Linked DNA regions of Homo sapiens: region 2 is linked to region 1. A link is an interaction called in ENCODE POLR2A ChIA-PET data of the cell type or tissue named here. Cell type or tissue: Caco-2. All regions are shown on one strand. Links, peaks and the distances in the headings refer to the core of each region. The heading gives the core; the rest is flanking DNA.

Region 1 (9,673 bases), core at 1,566-6,565:
AGCTGCAGTGACTTATGCCTGTAATCCCAGCACTTTGGGAGGCCAAAGTAGATGGGATCACTTGAGGCCAGGAGTTCAAGACCACCCTGGCCAACGTGGTGAAGCCCCATCTCTACTAAAAATACAACTCAGGCAGGCACGGTGGTGCATGCCTGTAATCCTAGCTATTTGGAAGGCTGATGCACAAGAATCACTTAAGCCCAGGAGGCGGAGGCTGCAGTGAGCACAAGACAGAGCAAAACTCCGTTTCAAAATAAAACAAAAAAAAAACTGACAGAGCATACATCTCTATTTAAACCCCTATTTCATTCAGAATTAAAGAAAATGGCCGGGCTCAGTGGCTCACAACTGTAATTCCAGCACTTTGGGAGGCCGAGTGGGAGAATCGATTGATCCTGGGAGTTGGGCGACCAGCCTGTGCAACATAGTGAGACCCTGTCTCTACAAAAATAAAATTTTAAAAATAGCCAGGTATGGTGGTACACAATTGTTGTCCCAGGTACTCAGGAGGCTAAGGTGGAAGGATCATTTGAGTAAGGGAGTTCAAAGTTGCGGTGAGCTATGATCTGCACTCCAGCCTGGACAACAGAATGAGACCCTGTCAATCAATCAAAACAAAATGTTCTTATCCACACTACCCAATATAAGTTAGCTACTTGACAGAGAAACTGAGCATTTAGATATTTATATCATTTTAAATAGCCACATGTAACTAATGGCTGCAACAGTGAACAGCTGTGAGTCTAACATGTAGTAGGTTCTCTAACAATTTTTTTTTTTTTTTTTTTTTTTTTGGAGACAGAGTCTCTGTCACCCAGGCTGGAGTGCAGTGGCACAAACTCAGCTCACCGCAAACTCTGCCTCCCGGGTTCAAGTGATTCTCCTGTCTCAGCACCCGCCTCGCGCCCCCCGCCCCCAGCCCTCCCCCCGCCCCCGTAGCCAGGACTACATGTGCCTGCCACCATGCCCAGCTAATTTTTGGTATTTGTAGAGATGGGGTTTCACCACGTTGGTCAGGCTGGTCTTGAAACCCTGACCTCAGGTGATCCACCAGCCTCGGCCTCCCAAAGTGCTGGGATTACAGGCGTGAGCCACCACATCTGGTCAACATTTTAAAATGAATATTAAATTATTGTTAAAGTATCTGGAGTGAAAAGGATCTATATAAATTTATCTTTAAACCTGGAGAAATCACGTCTCCCTACCTCCCACCCATAGTAGTTTCCAATGATTTGGTATTTGCTCATCTCATATTTCTGTAAGGTCTAATTTAGCAAAAATTCAGACAGCTCTAGGACTAAGCAAAGTAGAATAATGTTGAATGAGACATGAAGGTACTTACTAGATCTTAAAAAATATAAATTACAATGCTCTCGCTATTTATTAAAAGAACTTTAAAAACCTAGAAATTATTGTCATTATTATTATTATTGAGACAGAGTCTCACCCTGTTGCCCAGGCTGGAATGCAGTGGCACCATCTCAGCTCACTGCAACCTCTGCCTCCAGGGTTCAAATGATTCTCTTGCCTCAGCCTCCCCAGTAGCCAGGATTACAGGCCCATGCCACCACACCCGGCTAATTTTTGTATCTTTAGTAGAGATGGGGTTTCACCATGTTGGTCAGGCTGTCTTGAACTCCTGACCTTGTGATCCGCCCACCTTGGCCTCCCAAAGCGCTGGGATTACAGGCGTGAGCCACCGCGCCCAGCCGAAACCTAGAAATTATTAAATGAAATACAATTCTGGGCTGGCACAATGGCTCATGCCCATAATCCCAGGGCTTTGGGAGAACGAGGCAGGAAGACGGCTAGAACCCAGGAATATGAGGCTGCAGTGAGCCATAACCATGTCACTGCAATCCAGCCTGGGCCACAGAGCAAGGCCATCTCTTAAAAACAAAAGCAAAAAGTACAATGCTGCCATTCCAAAAGAAGTCCAATAAATAAATTGCTGAAATTAGCCTAGCCCCAAGCTACAGATAATAACAGATCCTTCAATGGCAGTGAGTAATGACTGCTAATTAAGTATTAATTCTTAAGGCCAGACCACCTACAAAATCTAAATCGCTGATCCTTGTTCTCTGCTCCAAGTACTCAGGAAATATTTAGTGATTTCGATATGTTACCAATCTAACCTAGTAAGGTACTATCAAACTAAATACAAATACAAACCCTCTTTAAACATAAAAAGCCAGTTTTGTTTATTGTCTTGATGGCTATCGAACAAATTTTTTGTTTTTTTTAATGCTGATTGGCTATCTTATCTTTTGCAGTAAGTAAGTGAACAAAAAAAAAACAAAACTACAGTTGTCAGAGAAATAAATGATTATTCTTTCGGCCAGGCGCGGTGGCTCACGCCTGTAATCCCAGCACTCTGGGAGGCCCAGGTGGGTGGATCACCTGAGGTCAGGAGTTCGAGACCAGCCTGGCCAACATGGTGAAACCCCAGTCTCTACTAAAAATACAAAAAATTAGCCGGGCATGGTGGCGGCTGCCTGTAGTCCCAACTACTCCGGAGGCTGAGGCAGAAGAATAGCTTGAACCCGAGAGGCAGAGGTTGCAGTGGGCCGAGATTGCACCACTGCACTCCAGCTTGGGCGACAAGACCGAAACTCAAAAAAATAAAAAAGATTATTCTTTCAAGTTGTTTCCAAATCACAAGCGGACAATAAATACAGAAGAAAAATCCTTACCTGCATGCAATGAATAGCTAAGCCAGGTCCTGTATACAATTTCTTGTGACATATATGGCATTTAAAATGCTTTGCTTTTTGGTGCTGAATAAGGATCTTCTCATCATCAAAATCTCTATTACAATACCTGATCAATACTGTTAAGGCACAAAGACAGCCTAATGATGACACTGCCTATAATAAAAACATATGGATAACATTACAATATGGGAACAGCTAAAACCAAAATGGTACTGTATAGAAACTCTGCTTTTTATATTTATTACACAATTAGGGACTACACTTGCCATGTTATTTCAGTATTTTCAATTTCCTAGAAGGCCAGCTCTCTTCACCACCCCAAAAAACACATCTCAATAATCAGCAATATACTTTGTCAAATTCCTGTGTTTAACAGAGATGTCGGTGAAACTTTTGTTATAAATATTTCAACATTTACAAATGCACACTGAGGACAGGAAAGAGTTCAGTTAAGAAATCCCTAAGGTTCTGTCAAGACAATTACTTCACTAGATATGAAGACGATAGCAATAACTGGATTAGGAATTTAGCAATATTTAGAATCTAAGAGTAACTATATGGTGAACAATAATCACATAATTTCGAATGAACAATCCATAAAGTTGTTTCCAATTCCGTATGAATTTATGTTGCCAAGCAATGTATTTAAATTCACAGATCAATAAAATCAATAAAGCAGAATTCTTACATCAATAAAACAGAATTCTTACCTCACTACTCAGATTTTCCTAAAATCACATTACAAAATTCGTAACCGTATTTAAGCTATTTTTAAAACTGTTACATAAACGCAGTACTGTAACAAGCCGCCTTTACGTACAAAACAGTAAATAAAATCAATTTTAATGTAAAGAATATTAACGCTTCCAGAAAAAGCATTAATACCACACTGTAGTAAGAGTTTTCCTAATAAGATAGGCACTTTTTAGTCCTACAAAGTTGGGTAACAGAAACTCCGCCCTGTGAGAACGCTTCCTGAAGATTAAGGCGCCTCTGGGTGAGACACGGAAGCTAGTTCTCCTCCCGCCCCGAAAAGAAAAAAAAAAAAAAAAAGGTTCGAAACCAGGGTTGACTAACTTGGTTCTTTACTAAACCGCCAATTCGAAAAAATAAACACAAAACACACATAAAGTAAATAAAAACAGAAAAAGTGGGTGACAGACTGTGAAGCTGTCCCCAACCCTCCATGAAAGTAATAAGCCTATCGCACTCGAAGAAAAGTCCCTTGTTGAATCGTCACCAAAACAACGGAAGGTGGCTGAATAGTCCCTAGGGGACACTGTCCCTGGCGGAGGGGTCCAGGCCGCCTCCCGGAGTCCAAAATTCGCACCGAACAAGATCCTCCTGAGTCACAGAGTCACACGACCCACAACTGCAAAAGCCTGTCGACCTCGGAACCCCATTTTCCTAGAAGCCTTCCCAAGTCCAATCCCAGCCACCAGGCCACCCACGCAGACGCCTAAATACAAACGCTCCACGCCGTAAGCCAAATCCAGGCCTCCTAGTCCCAGGCCCCAACAACCGGCACCCCAACGCGACCTCGACTTCAAACCGACAAAGGATACCAGCACCACGGCTTCAGCTGCTTCTTCTTCTTGCGACCCATAACTGTGTTCTACCGGCAAAGTAAAAGGGAGGAGAAAAGAAGCAGGAGAAACGAGGCCAAAAATCCCTCACTTTCCCAACCCAACGGCTACCACCACGTCCCACAGGAAGCAGACACAAAATGGCCGACGGCCTCGTTCCCCGCTCCGCCTCCCGTCAAGCACTGCGGTAGGAGGCGGAGCCAAGAAGGGGAGGGTCACATGACGCAGACCTCCGCCCTGAGTGGGTGGGACTAAGAGGCGCGAAGAGGTGGCAGCCATCTTGTCCGTTTCAGAGTTTTTCGCTTTCGCTGGCTGTGCTTGCGGAGCACTTTGGGTTTCATTTGTAAAGGAGCCGGAGCCCCAGGTACGCTAAGGGGCATGCGAATGGAAAACAGAAAACAAAAAAACGGAAAAGATTGCCAGTGCAGTTAGGGCCGATCACAAATAAAGATAGAGACAGCGCCCAATTTTAATTTTGTTTCAATTGAACAGTAAATGTTGATTATGTGCCTATTAAATGCTAAACCAAATAAGTTAGTCTCTGCTTTGTAACTCGCAGATTGGTGACAGACGAGTACACAATGCAGAGTTCTCAGTGCGGCGTTGAGGGAAATGCGAAGTGCTGTAGGACCTCAGAGAGCGGGAGTCCTAGGGCGGCTGTAGTGGTAGTGGTCGTTGGGTTGTCAAGTAAAGTTTTGTTTTTCTTTGTTTTGTTTTATTTTTCTGAGACCAAGTCTCGCTCTGTCTCCCAGGCTGGAGTGCAGCGGCGCGATCTCTGCTCACTGCAACCTCCGTCTCCCGGGTTCAAGCGATTCTCCTACCTCAGCCTCCCGAGTAGCTGGGACTGCAGGCCCGCGCCACCAAGCCCGGCTAATTTTTGTATTTTTAGTAGAATGGGGTTTCACCATGTTAGCGAGGCTGGTCTCGAACTCCTGGGCTCAAGTGATCCGCCCGCCTCGGCCTCCCAAAGTGCTGGATTGCAGGCTTGAGCCGCTGCGCCCGACATAAGAAAGGTTTCTTGAGGAGTCAACGGGAGCAAGCAAGGTGAAGGAAAGGGTATCTCCGTAAGGGAGCAAAGAGTTTAAGTCTTTGAGGCTGGGCACGTGAAAAACTAATCGTGGTAAGACTGGAGCTGATAGCCGGGCGCGGTTGCTCACGCCAGTAATCCCAACACTATGGGCCAAGGCCGAGGCAGGCGGATCACTTGAGGTCAGGAGTTCGAGACCAGCCTGGCCGACATGGTGAAACCCTGTCTCTACTAAAAATACAAAAATTAGCCAGGCGTAGTGGCAGGCGCCTGTAACCTCAGCTACTCGGGAGAATGAGGCAGGAGAATCACTTGGACCTGGGAGGTGAAGGTTGCAGTGAGCCGAGATCTCGCCATTGCATTCCAGCCTGGGTGACAGAGTGAGACTCCGTCTCAAAAAAAAAAAAAAAAGACTGGAGCTGTCAGTGAAGGTGCTGGTCACAAGAGATAATCCTAGGGAGGCTAGCAAAGGCGGGTTCTGGCGAACCCTAGAAGCATTCTCAGAAGTTGGATTTCAGCTGAAGTCTCTGAGAAGGCACAGTGGTTCTAAGAGGGCAACTGGAGGATCATGCAAGTGAGAGGTGGTTAAAAGTCCAGTGCTTGGGTTCATAGTCCACCAGTGCCACTGCTTAGCTGCCTGACTTTGGGCAAGGCAGTTAAACTTCATCTTGGCTGCACTTAAAACAGAGCTTAGCATATAATAATAACTAGTAATGTAAATTATGTTACTATTAAAAGCAAAAAATAATAGCAGACATCCATGGAGCACCTACCGTGTGCCAAGCATTGTAGTGAGTTTTAACATTATTTGTCTCAGCCTCTGGGGTAGGAGCCATTATTGTCAACTTGTTAATAGAGATGAGATAAAAGAGACTTAAGAGAGCTGGAATAATTTGCCCCAAAACACAAAGTATGTGTGGAGCTGAATTAAATTTGAATTTTAAAGGATCAGTTTGGGCTGTGCGCAGTGGCTCACACCTGTAATCCCAGCACTGTGGGAGGCTGAGGCGGGTGGATCACCTGAGATCAGGAGTTGAAGACCAGCCTGGCCAACATGGTGAAACCCGGTCTTTACTAAAAATACCAAAAAAAAATTAGCCAGGCGTGGTGGGGCACGCCTGTAATCCCAGCTACTCCGGAGGCTGAGGCAGGAGAATCGCTTGAACCCGGGAGGCGGAGGCTGCAGTGAGCCGAGATCACTCTGCTGCACTCCAGTCCGGGCGACAGAGCAAGACTCTGTCTCAAAAAGAAAAAAAAAAAAAAAGTTCAGGCTGGGTGCAGTTGCTCAAGCCTGTAATTGCCGTGCTTTGGGAGACTGAGGCAAGAGGGTGGCTTGAGGCCAGGAGTGTGAGACCAACCTGGGCACCATAGTGAGACCATCTCTATGAAAAAATAAATTGAAAAATGAAAAAGTTTAAAACCGTATTGCAATGTGCTGAATATCCCCCCAACTGCTTGAAACGTAATCACCAATGTGATAGCATTAAGAGTTGGGACCTTTAGCAGGTGATTAAATCATGAGTAAACTGGGTGGGGGGGGATTAGTGATTTTATTAAAGTGCTGGAAGGAACTAAACTCTACTCTCTCTTGCCTCAACCAAATGAGGATGCAGCAAGAATGCCCTCATCAGACACTGAGTATTAGTGCCTTGATCTTGGATTTCCAAATTTCCAGACTATAAGAAAATATAATTCAGTGGGTGTGGTGGTGGCTCACCCCTGTAATCCCAACACTTTGGGAGGCTGAGGTAGGTGGATCACCTGAGGTCAGGAGTTCGAGACCAGCCTGGCCAACATGATGAAACCCTGTCTCTACTAAAAAATACAAAAAAAATAGCTGAGTGTGGTGGCGGGCGCCTGTAATCCCAGCTACTCTGGAGGCTGAGGCAGGAGAATCACTTGAACCCAGGAGGCGGAGGTTGTAGTGAGCCGAGATTGCGCCATTGCACTCCAGCCTGTGCAATAAGAGTGAAACTCCATCTCGGGGGAAAAAAAAGAAAGAAAAGAAATAAAATTCTGGCCAGGTGTGGTGGCTCATGCCTGTAATCCCAGCACTTTGGGAGGCCGATGTGGGTTGATCACCTGAGATCAAGAGTTCGAGACCAGCCTTGCCAACATGGCAAAATCCTGTCTCTACTGAAAATACAAAAATTAGCTGGGCATTGTGGTGGGTGCCTGTCATCCCAGCTACTCAGGAGGCTGAGACAGTAGAACCCAGGCTGAGGCTTGAACCTGGCAGGTGGAGGTTGCAGTGAGCTGAGATTGTGCCACTGTACTCCAGCCTTGGTGTCAGAGTGAGACTCCAGCTCCAAAAAAAAAAAGAAAGAAAGAAATACAATTCTGTTATTCATAAATTCCCCAGTCTGTGGTGTTTGTTACAGCACCATAAACAGATTAAAACACTTTTACTATGAAAGCAATAAGCAATAAAATATTGCTGTTAGTTGGGAGGCTTAGGCAGGCGGATCACCTGAGGTCAAGAGATTGAGACCATCCTGGCCAACATGGTGAAACCCTGTCTCTGCTAAAAATACAAAAATTAGCTGGGCCTAGTGGCGTGTGCCTGTAGTTCCAGCTACTCGGGAGGCTGAGGCAGGAGAATCGCTTGAACCTGGGAGGCAGAGGTTGCAGTGAGCCGAGATCGTGCCACTGCACTCCAGCCTGGCAACAGAGCGAGACTGCGTCTCAAAAAAAAACAAAAAAAAATTGCTGTTAGAAATTAAAGAAGGCCTGGTGCGCTAGCCCATTCCTGTAATCCCAGTACCTTGGGAGGCTGAGGTGGGAGAATCACTTGAAGCCAGAAGTTTAAGGCGAGCCTGGGCAACAAAGCAATATCCTGTCTCTATGAAAAAATTAAAAATTAGCTGGGTTTCGGTGGCCCAGGCTGGTAGTGTGCAGTGGTGCAATCGTAGCACACTGCAGCCTTGATCTCCTGGGCTCAATGGATCCTCCCACCTCAGCCCACGGAGTAGCAGGGACTACAGGGCCATGCCACCATGCCTTGCTAATTTTTGTGTTTTTTGTAGAGGTAAGGTCTCGCTTTGTTGTCCAGGCTGGTCTTGAACTCCTGGGCTCAAGTGATCCTCCTGCCTTAGCTTCTAAGTGTTAAGATTAACAAGCGTGAGCCACCATGCTGTGCCTCTCGTTGTAGTGAGTTTATAGATAAGCAAGGGGAGGAGGCTAGAATGATCCATGCGGCCATGGATTAGAGCTGGAGACACCAGAATGAACTCGTGTTTATTTTAAAATAGATACATAGAGAAATATTTATGGATATGTGTATATACTAAAGTTAGTATAGATACATATATCAGCTGAGAGGGCCTAGAAGCAATAATGTCCCATATCAAGCATACTTTGTCCAGAGATCTTGGTTTGTAATACCATTCTCCAGTAAAAGCAACCTGAGGTCCTTGGAGAAATGGTTGATTCGGACCAGGCACGGTGGCTCATGCCTGTAATCCCAGCACTTTGGGAAGCCGAAGAGGGCAGATCACGAGGTCAGGAGTTCAAGACCAGCCTGACGAACATGGGGATTCTGCTGCCTCAGACTCCCGAGTAGCTGGGACTACAGGCATGCGCCACCACGCCCGCCTAATTCTTATATTTTTAGTAGAGACAGGGTTTCACCATGTTGGCCAGGGTGGTCTCAATCTCCTGACCTTGTGATCTGCCTGCCTCAGCCTTCCAAAGTGCTGGGATTACAGGTGTGAGCCACCGCGCCCGGCCAGGGGAATTCTTTTCAACCTAGAATTCGATGTCCAATCATATCAATCTAAAATTCTATTTCTTTTTTCCCCCCTGAGATGGAGTCTTACTCTGTTGCCCAGGCTGGAGAGCAGTGGCATGATCTTGGCTCACTGCAACCTCTGCCTCCCAGGTTCAAGTGATTCTTCTGCCTCAGCCTTCTGAGTAGCTGGGATCACAGGCGTGCACCACCAGGCCTGGCTAATTTTTGTGTTTTTAATAGAGACGGGGTTTCACCATGTTGGCCAGGCTGGTCTCGAACTCCTGACCTTGTGATCCGCCTGCCTCAGCCTCCCAAAGTGCTGGGATTACAGGTGTGTGCCACCATGCCTGGCCCCTAAAATTCTATTTCTAAGGAATATCCAATCAAATGTGAAAATACAATAAAGACGTGAGGATATATTTTCAGACATGCAAGAGCTTAAAAATTATTTTATATATACCCTTTCTTGGCTAATATTGGAGGCAGTACTTGAGCAAATCAAGAGAATAAACCATAATCTAGAAAAAATGGGATTAACAGGGAAGAATGTGAAGAAATCCAGATAAGAATAGAAGAAAGGGTTGTTGGGGGGGACTCTATTACTTCCTTTCTTTCT
Region 2 (9,673 bases), core at 1,757-6,756, 460 kb after region 1:
TGCAACCTTCGCCTCCTAGGTTCAAGTGATTCTTCTGCCTCAGCCTCCCTAGTAGCTGGGATTACAGGCACATACCACCACACCTGGCTAATTTTTTTTGTTTGTTTTTTTGAGTTGGAGCTTCCCTATGTTGCCCAGGCTGGAGTGCAGTGGCCCGATCTCGGCCTCCCGGCTTCAAGCGATTCTCCTGTCTCAACTTCCTGAGTAGCTGGGATTACAGGGGTCTGCCACCAAGTCCGGCTAATTTTTTTGTATTTTTAGTAGAGACGGGGTTTCACCATATTTGACAGGCTGGTTTTGAACTCCTGACCTCAAGTGATCAATCCGCCTTGGCCTCCCAATAATCTTTGTAATTTTAGGTTAGGTGGGGTTTCACCATGTTGGCCAGGCTGGTTTCAATCTCCTGACCTCAAGTGATCCGCCCGCTTCGGCTTCACAAAGTGGTGGGATTACAGGTGTGAGCCACCGCATCCAACCTGAAATTTGCTTGTTTTTAGCAAAATTAATTAATGCAAAGGTGTATTATATGTAAAGGTCAAATTTGGGCAGCTTACTACATTGCTTTTCTTGCAGGACGATGTTCAACTTTGGCTCTCCTATGTGGCTTTTTGTAAGAAGTGGGTGAGTAAAGCCATGCATGTCTTGCTTCCTCTGACCGTCTTTTTGTTAATCTGCCCTTTAAGCTTCATGCCAGATGTTTTTTCCTGAAGTGTAGGGTTAACATGAAAAAAGAACCCAAGAAGGCGGAACATCAATATAACATTGGATATCTGAATGACTATGGTTTCCAATTCAATTGAAAAGAATATAATTTTTACGTGTGTTTGTTCAATACAGTTGACTTTTTAAAAAGATATTTAAAGTGTTTAGTGGTTTAATTGAGGTAGAAAATTTTGAGGGTCTGTGTTCGTTTATATATCCCTAGCAATAGCATGTCATGCTCCATTGGATTTTACAGTTGGTAAAGTTAGGGTACATATTACTTAGAGAGTAAGATCAATGATTTATCTGTGCAGGAAGTAGAAATATTTTCCTTTTTTACAGGCTACTAAAACTCGACTTAGCAAGGTATTCTCTGCCATGTTGGCGATTCATTCCAACAAACCAGGTATGGTGAAATCTTTGTCAATTTTTCTATGTTTTATTTAGACTCAAGCCATTTTGGATTTTATTTCGATTGATGAATCTAAGAGAAATTATTTTGAGGACTTGAGCTTAGGCAGTTGGCCTCAGCAGTTTTTCTTACTGAATAGCTGCCTCATAGTTCACCCCTGCCTACTATATACTAGTTACTGTCCTAGGTGTTGTATCTGCAGGCAAGAAGGACTGTATTTCTTTTTTTTTTGAGACGGAGTCTCGCTCTGTCGCCCAGGCTGGAGGGCAGTGGTGTGATCTTGGCTCACTGCAACCTCCGCCTCCCAGGTTGAAGCAATTCTCCTGCCTTAGCCTCCTGAGTAGGTGGGATTACAGGTGCCCGCCACCACGCCCAGCTAATTTTTGTATTTTTAGTAGAGACTGGGTTTTACCACGTTGGTCAGGCTGGTCTCTCGAACCCCTGACCTCGTGATCCACCCGCCTTGGCCTTCCAAAGTGCTGGGATTACAGGCGTGAGCCACCACTCCCGGCCAGACTGTATTTCTTTTTAGATGATGGCAAAATAAACTTTTGAATCCTTTGTGGGACATTTTATTTGGAGGCAGTCAAATCTGAGGAATTTTAGAAGCTTAAAGGGGAAAATATCAATATAAATTTTAGAAGAGTGCTGGTACAGAGTAGACTCATGTTTTGTAAGAGAAATATTTCTCTTGTGAATAATGTATAAATGGTCTAGTTGATAGTGGAGGGGCCTCAGCACCTATTCTCAGGGTATTAGGCTTAATCAGATATCTTATACCACACAAGACTCAAATAGACTACATTTGGCACCAGTTTACTCAGAAATATAGCAGGATAGCCTTAGGTATGTTCCTTCTGCAGAATGCTCTTAGCAGAATGGAGGTAGCCTCTGGTTCCTAAGGTGACTGTTCAGGTATGAGGAGATGAGATCATATCAGTAGGTAGGGGATCCAGTCTGGTTTAGAAGCCCCATGGATGGGCATGGCTTCTACAGATCCTAGAAAGGTCATGCTCAATTTTAGGAGTCACATGTTCAAGGAAGCCCAAAGCAATTGCTTGCCACCATTGCTGACCCTTCTATTCCAGGTGTGGTTACCAATCAGGCGTCATTTTTAACAAAAGCAATCTTGATAAGATAGGTGACCTTTATTAAATGTCTAGGGAAATAGCTAGAATGTTAACTCAGGGTTAATTTCCCATGTAGAAGGACAAAGGGTTTTAGAGAAAATTATGAATTATAATTTATTTTATTTTTTATTTTTTTGAGACAGAGTCTTGCCTCTGTTGCCCAGGCTGGAGTGCAGTGGTGTGATATCAGCTCACTGCAACCTCTGTCTCCTGGGTTCAAGTGATTCTCATGCCTCAGCCTTCTAAGTAGCTGGGATTACAGATGTGCACCACCACGCCTGGCTAATTTTTGTATTTTTAGTAGAGATGGGGTTTCGCCATGTTGGCCAGACTGGTCTCAGAACTCCCAGCCTCAAACGATCTGTGCACCTCAGCCTCCCAAAGTGCTGGGATTACAGGAGTAAGCCACTGTGGCTTGCCCTATAATTTCTCTAAATATTGAGAAAAGAGCAAAAAATAATTTTATTTGTGGTAAGATAAGCAGTTTTTTCTGGACTTTTTTTTTTGACATGGAGTCTTGCTCTGTCGCCCAGGCTGGGGTGTAGTCGTGTGATCTCAGCTCACTGCAACCTCTGCCTCCCAGGTTAAAGTGATCCTTCTGCCTCAGTCTCCGTAATAGCTGAGACTATAGGAGGGTGCCACCACGCCTGGCTAATTTTTTGTATTTTTTAGTAGAAACGAGGATTCACCATGTTGGCCAGGCTGGTCTCAAACTCCTGACATCAAGTGATCTGCCTGCCTCGGCCTCCCAAAGTGCTGGAACTACAGGTGTGAGCCACTGTGCCTGGCCTTTTTCTGGCATTTTACTACCTTTAAAATTTGTATGTGGGCCAGGCACGGTGGCTTATGCCTATAATCCCAGCACTTTGGGAAGCCGAGGCAGGCAGATCATTTGAGATCAGGAGTTTGAGACCAGCCTGAGCAACATGGTGAAAACCCATCTCTACAAAGTTACAAAATTTAGGTGGGCGTGATGGTGTATGCATGTGGTCCCAGCTACTTGAGGGGCTAAGGTGGGATTCTGGTAGGTGAAGACTGCAGTGAGCTGTTGTTTGTGCCACTGCAGCCTGAGCAACAGAGCAAGACCCTGTCTCAAAAAAAGAAAAAAATTGTATGTGACTTACAATAATGTCCTTAGATCTGATGAAAACAGTAACAGACACTTAGGTACTCATCCTCTAAATTGAACATTTGTTATCATTTACTCATTTGCTTCAGAATACTGTTTCTAATTTTAGATAACGTAGCCAAGCTTTGCAGTTAGAAACTGTCTGTCCGAACTGCTTCCCCTTTTGTTAAAGGTTTTTTTAAAAAATTGTTTGAGTGGGCCGGGCGCAGTGGCTCATGCCTGTAATCCTAGCACTTTGGGAGGCCGAGGCGGGCGGATCACGAGGTCAGGAGATTGAGACCATCCTGGCTAACATGGTGAAACCCCGTCTCTACTAAAAATACAAAAAAAATTAGCCGGGCATGGTGGCGGGTGCCTGTAGTACCAGCTACTCGGGAGACTGAAGCAGGAGAATGGCATGAACCTGGGAGGCGGAGCTTGTAGTGAGCCGAGATTGCGTCACTGCACTCCAGCCTGGGCGACAGAGTGAGACTGTCTCAAAAAAAAAAAAAAAAAAAAATTGTGCGAGTATTAAAATTGGATCATTTGGTTCTTTTCTTGTCTGACTTGATTAATTTATTGAAATGAAATCTGATGGTTTTTCACTTACAGCTTTGTGGATTATGGCAGCCAAATGGGAAATGGAAGATCGATTGTCTTCAGAAAGCGCAAGGCAACTATTTCTTCGCGCACTGCGCTTTCATCCAGAGTGCCCAAAACTTTATAAAGAAGTGAGTGTGTATGCACATAGGATGAGACAGTGATGTTTCAGTTTGGTCCTCTGGAGACATATTTTTTTTTCCTGGATTCAAGCAATTCTTACGCCTCAGCCTCCCGAGTAGCTGGGATTACAGGTGCCCGCCACCATACCTGGCTATTTTTTTTGTATTTTTAGTAGAGGCGGGGTTTTGCCATGTTGGCCAGGCTGGTTTCACTTTTTTTTTTTGAGACAGTCTTGCTCTGTTGCCCAGGCTGGAGTGCAGTGGCACGGTCTCGGCTCACTGCAAGCTCTGCCTCCTGGGTTCACACCATTCTCCTGCCTCAGCCTTCCGAGTAGCTGGGACTACAGGTGCCTGCCACCATGCCTGGCTAAATTTTTGTATTTTTTATTAGGGATGGGGTTTTACCATGTTAGCCAGGATGATCTCGATTTCCTGACCTGGTCATCCGCCCGCCTCCACCTCCCAAAGTGCTGGGATTACAGGCGTGAGCCACTGCGCCCGGCCCATGTATTCTTTATTAAATAAAAAAGGCTTCAATTTATGGAGGCTAGGAATAAGTGTGGAGGTGTGGGTAAGGACAAACATCTTTTTTATTTTTTGAGATGGAGTCTCGTTCTGTTTCCCAGGCTGGAGTGTAGTGGCCCGGTCTTGGCTCATTGCAACCTTTACCTCCTGGGTTCAAGCAATTCTCCTGCCTCAGCCTCCTGAGTAGGTGGGATCCCACGTCCGGCTAATTTTTGTATTTTTAGTAGAGATGGAGTTTCGCCCTGTTGGGCAGGCTGGTCTCAAACTCCCGAACTCAGGTGATCTGCCTGCCTCAGCCTCTGAAAGTGGTGGGATTACAGGTGTGAACCACCATGCCCGGCCAGGGAAAAACATCTTTTTGTAGGTGTTGACACTGCAGCTTCTAAGTTAGTTGAGAGGTTGGAACCCCCGCCTCCTTCCTGTGGTTGGAAGGAATAGGGAACTAGACTCTAACATTTTTTTAGCTGGGAGCCAGATTTAGCCTCTTTATACTTTTGTTTTTATTTTTTTTTCTTGTTCCCTTGGTTCTCCAAAGAAGCCCTCTTCTGGCTTCTTTGCCTTGTCTTCCTCTTTTCTCCATGTTCTTTCTGTCTCCTTTTCTTGAGATAGATACCTGGTAGTACTTCCTTTCTCTCTTCGGGGACTTACTCCCTTATGGATGGTGCCTTAGAACATTTGAGGGCCAAGCTTTAGATAAAATCCCAAATAAGAGAAAGAATGTATTGGAAGCTGCACTGTTTTCTGAGTCATTTGTCAGGATAAAAGAGAAACTGCTATTTAATTCTTTTTTTTTTTTTTTTTTTTTTTGAGATGGAGTCTCACTCTTGTTGCTCAGGCAGGAGTGCAATGGTGTGTTCTTGGCTCACTGCAACCTCCACGCCCGGGGTTCAAACGATTCTCCTGCCTCAGCCCCCGAAGTAGCTGGGATTATAGGTGTGCACCACCATGCCCCGCTAACTTTTGTATTTTTAGTAGAGATGGGGTTTTACCATGTTGGGCAGGCTGGTCTCGAACTCCTGACCTCAAGTGATCCGCCCGCCTGGCCTCCCAAAGTGCTGGGATTACAGGCATGAGCCACCGTGCCCAGCCTGCTATTTAATTCTTAAATGAAAGTTAAGCCTGGGTGTGGTGGCTCATGCCTTTAATCCCAGCACTTTGGGAGGCTGAGGCAGGAGGATCACTTGAGGTCAGTTGTTTCAGGCCAGGCAGCAACGTAGCAAGATCCTGTCTCTACAAAAAATAAAAATAAAAAAATTATCTGAGTGTGATGGAATGCACCTCTAATCCTAGCTACTCAGGAAGCTGAGGCAAGGGGATCACTTGAGTGCAGGAATTCATGGCCGAAATGAGCTGTCATCACCAGTGCACTCCAGCTTGGGTGACAGAGCAAGACCCTGTCTCAAAAAAATTTTAAAAAGCATCTCCAAAGATTTTCAGTTTATTTCTCTTCTGTAGTACTTTAGGATGGAGCTGATGCATGCTGAAAAACTGAGGAAGGAGAAGGAAGAATTTGAAAAAGCCAGTATGGATGTGGTAAGGTTCTAATTATTTTATTCTCACTTGCTAACGATGTATAACATTTTGAGCCTGCTTAGGAGTAAGAGAAAATATTTGGAATATATTTTTCTTTTTTTTTCTTTTTTTTTGAGACGGAGTCTCGGTCTGTCACACAGGCTGGAGTGCAGTGGCACCATCTTGGCTCACTGCAACCTCTGCCTCCGGGTTCAAGCTTTAATGTTTAATGTTGTTACATTTTGAAACTTCCAGATGAGTTAGTGTTACTTATAAATGGACTTAGTTAGGAAAATGAAGCTTTATGCTATAAAAATAGATATTTGGACTAATTAATGTGGTTCTCAAAATTGTTACTTACAGAATAGCCAAATACTATTCTTTAACGCTGTATGATCTCATAAAGTGATATATTAATGGATTCAAGGAGCTTGAGAAAGGTTGTGAAATGTGTGGTTTCCTGGCCTTCTTTCTTTCCCTTTTTATATAATTTTTTATATGACAGAATAATTAAAAGATTTAGAATGTTAGAGCTGAGAAGAAACTTTGCTATTGTCTGTTATTGTGGTTTCCAGCTTAGAACTTTTTTCTCAGACGGAGTGTTGCTCCTTGTCGCCCAGGCTGGAGTGCACTGGCACGATCTTGGCTCACTGCAACCTCCGCCTCCCGGGTTCAAGTGATTCTCCTGCCACAGCCTCCGAAGTAGCTGGGATTACAGGTGCCCGCCACCACTCCCGGCTAATTTTTGTATTTCTAGTAGAGATGGGGTTTTGCCATGTTGGCCAGGCTGGTCATGAACTCCTGATCTCAAGTGATCCGCCTGCCTCGGCTTCCCAAAGTGCTAGGATTATAGGCATGAGTCACCACGCCAGGCCAGGACTTTTTTATTCAAATAAAATGTTACAGAGAAGCGCAAACAAGACATGTAAAATCTGACCTGTTTTGGTCCAAATGGAGAGTGAGGCCTTAAGCCATGTGATCTTGCCACCACTCTTGGAGCCTCAGAGAACACAGTTGGAAGGTCAGTGATCTTGTTCAAGCTGCACACTTTACAAGTGAGGGAACTGGCCCGGAGAGAGAGACATGATTTACCAGTGGTCATATGGCACAGGTAGTCTAGGATTGTTAATTTTCGTCCTAGTGCTTTTCCTCCTTGTACTACCTGTTAAGTTACGTTTGATATAACACTCTTTAGGAGAATCCTGATTATTCTGAAGAAATCCTTAAGGGCGAGTTGGCATGGATCATCTACAAAAATTCTGTAAGCATAATTAAAGGTAGGTATCTTTTGAACATTATTTTTGGTAGGAAAGTGAAACATTCTTTTCTTAATGAAGATCTTTAGCTAGTTTTGAAATTTTCCATTAGAATGTGTATAAAACTCTGTAGGAATAGTGTCCTGTTTCTTTCAGAAAATACTTATTTTTCCTAGGCTATAATTGAACATTTCAGTAACTTATTTATTTTTTGAGATGGAGTCTTGATCTGTTGCCCAGGCTGGAGTGCATTGGCGTGATCTCGGCTCACCACAACCTCTGCTTCCTGGGTTCAAGTGATTCTCCTGCCTCAGCCTCCCAAGTAGCTGGGACTATAGGTGTGTGCCACCCTGCCCAGCTAATTTTTGTATTTTTAGTAGAGACGTAGTTTCACTATGTTGGCTAGGCTGGTCTCGTACTCCTGACCTTGTGACCTGCCCGCCTTGGCCTCCCAAAGTGTTGGGATTACAGGCGTGAGCCACCATGCCTGGCATAAGTCTCTTTTTAAAATTTATATTCTACTCCCATTTTTTTCCCTTAAATTTTAATAGGTTTGGGCCGGGTATGGTGGCTCATGCCTGTAATCCCAGCACTTTGGGAGGCCAAGGCAGGTGGATCACCTGAGGTCAGGAGTTTGCGACCAGCCTGGCCCACATGGTGAAACCCCATTTCTACTAAAAATACAAAAATTAGCTGGGTGTGGTGGTGGGCGCCTGTAATCCCAGCTACTTGGGAGGCCGAGGCAGGAGAATTGCTTGAACCCGGGAGGTGGAGGTTGCAGTGAGCTGAGAGCGCCTGGGCAACAGAGCGAGACTTCATCTCAAAAAAATAAAAATGTCAATAGGTTTTTGGGGAACAGGTTTAGTGGTGATGTCTGAGATTTTGGTGCACCCATCAACGAGCAGTGTATACTGTACCCAGCGTGTACTCATTTATCCTTCCATGTTTTTTTTTTGAGACAGGGTCTTACTCTGTCACCCACGCAGGAGTGCAGTGGTACAATTATGGCTCACTGTAGCCTCGACTTCATGGGCTCAGGTGATTCTCCCATTTCAGCCTCCTGAGTAGCTGGGCATGGACCTCTATGCCTGGCTAGTTTTTGTACTTGTAGTAGAGATGAGGTTTCACCATGTTGTCCGGGCTAGTCTTGAACTCCTGAGCTCAAGTGATCCTCCTGCCTTGGCCTCCCAAAGTGATGGCATAACTGGTGTGAGCCATTGCACCAATCCTCAGTAAGTTCTCATGGAGTAATTAAATCGTGGGGAGTTGAAAATTAGTTCTTTTTTTATGAATACTCCAAAGATTAACAATAGCTTTGCTTGAGTAGGGGGACACTGGGGTGAGGGGACTATGGGATGACTTTTCTTCTATTTTATTCTATTTCTCATTTCAAAAAACAAGAAGATTAACTCCAGTACATGAAAAGAATGCTACTTTTAAAGTAAAGTGATTCTTATTGGCAATAAACTTCCCCTCCCCTGCTTTTTAAATTTAGGTGCAGAATTTCACGTGTCACTGCTTTCGATTGCACAGCTATTTGACTTTGCCAAAGATCTACAAAAAGAGATTTATGATGAGTAAGTAAAGTTAGTAGAAAGGTGAATATATCTATTTCTGATCTTGAGATTAAGGGTTTGAGGTTGGATATTTAGTAGAAGAGAAAGAAGATACCACACTAAATCCCTGGAATAAAAGCTAATATTGGCCGGGTGCAGTGGCTCACACCTGTAATCCCAGCACTTTGGGAGACTGAGGTGGGTGGATCACCAGAGGTCAGGAGTTTGAGACCAGCTTGACCAACATGGTGAAACCCCGTCTCTACTAAAAATACAAAATTAGTTGGGCGTGGTAGTGCATGCCTGTAATCCCAGCTACTTGGGAGGCTGAGCCAGGAGACTCGCTTGAACCTGGGAGGCGGAGGTTGCAGTGAGCCAAGATCCCACAATTGCACTCCAGCCTGGGTGACAAGCAAAACTCCATCTCAAAAAAAAAAAAAAATTAATATCATATTACGTTAAAAAAAAATTTCCTGGCCCAGTGTAGTAGCTCACACTTTGGGATCCCAGTACTTTGGGAGGCCAAGGCAGGTGGATCCCTTGAGCTCAGGGGTTTGAGACCACCCTAGGCAACACGGTGAAACCCTGTCTCTACAAAAAATAAGCTAGGTGTGGTGGTGCATGCCTGTGGTCCTACCTACTCTGGAGGCTGAGGTGGGAAGATCACCTGAGTCTGGGAGGTTGAGGCTGGAGTGAACTGTGATCCTGCCACTCCACTCCTGTCTGGGTCACAGAGTGAGACCGTGTCTC

The links. ChIA-PET counts read pairs that join two places held together with the same protein. Peaks named below come from ENCODE experiments on the same cell type or tissue, not always from the same donor. Only the 100,000 strongest peaks of a DNase experiment are listed, where the experiment ranks them.
Region 2: POLR2A ChIA-PET joins it to region 1 with 13 read pairs; 3 of 35 experiments call an interaction of 5 or more read pairs at or near these places.

Annotation. Positions count from the first base shown.
Region 1 is chr17:32,344,933-32,354,605 of GRCh38, reverse strand. It overlaps ZNF207 (zinc finger protein 207), which reads right to left and starts at 4,449. Exons shown (of 12, transcript NM_001098507.2): 1 at 4,280-4,449; 2 at 2,694-2,820. The coding sequence starts at 4,320. MIR632 (microRNA 632) reads right to left here and starts at 4,497; the gene lies at 4,404-4,497. It also overlaps a transcript of C17orf75 not described here. RefSeq lists enhancers at 1-366, 1,683-2,192, 4,360-4,709, 4,880-4,999 and a silencer at 8,008-8,189. In Caco-2, for the core only: no CTCF peak of the experiment used is centred there; DNase peaks (open chromatin) are centred at 3,705, 4,095 and 4,505; H3K4me3 peaks cover 3,070 bases.
Region 2 is chr17:31,883,695-31,893,367 of GRCh38, reverse strand. UTP6 (UTP6 small subunit processome component) reads left to right here. Exons shown (of 19, transcript NM_018428.3): 5 at 574-621; 6 at 1,045-1,108; 7 at 3,965-4,083; 8 at 6,055-6,132; 9 at 7,307-7,388; 10 at 8,863-8,944. Among named protein-coding and RNA genes, the nearest start is that of UTP6, 13 kb to the left of the region's middle. RefSeq lists an enhancer at 3,246-3,425. In Caco-2, for the core only: no CTCF peak of the experiment used is centred there; no DNase peak of the experiment used is centred there.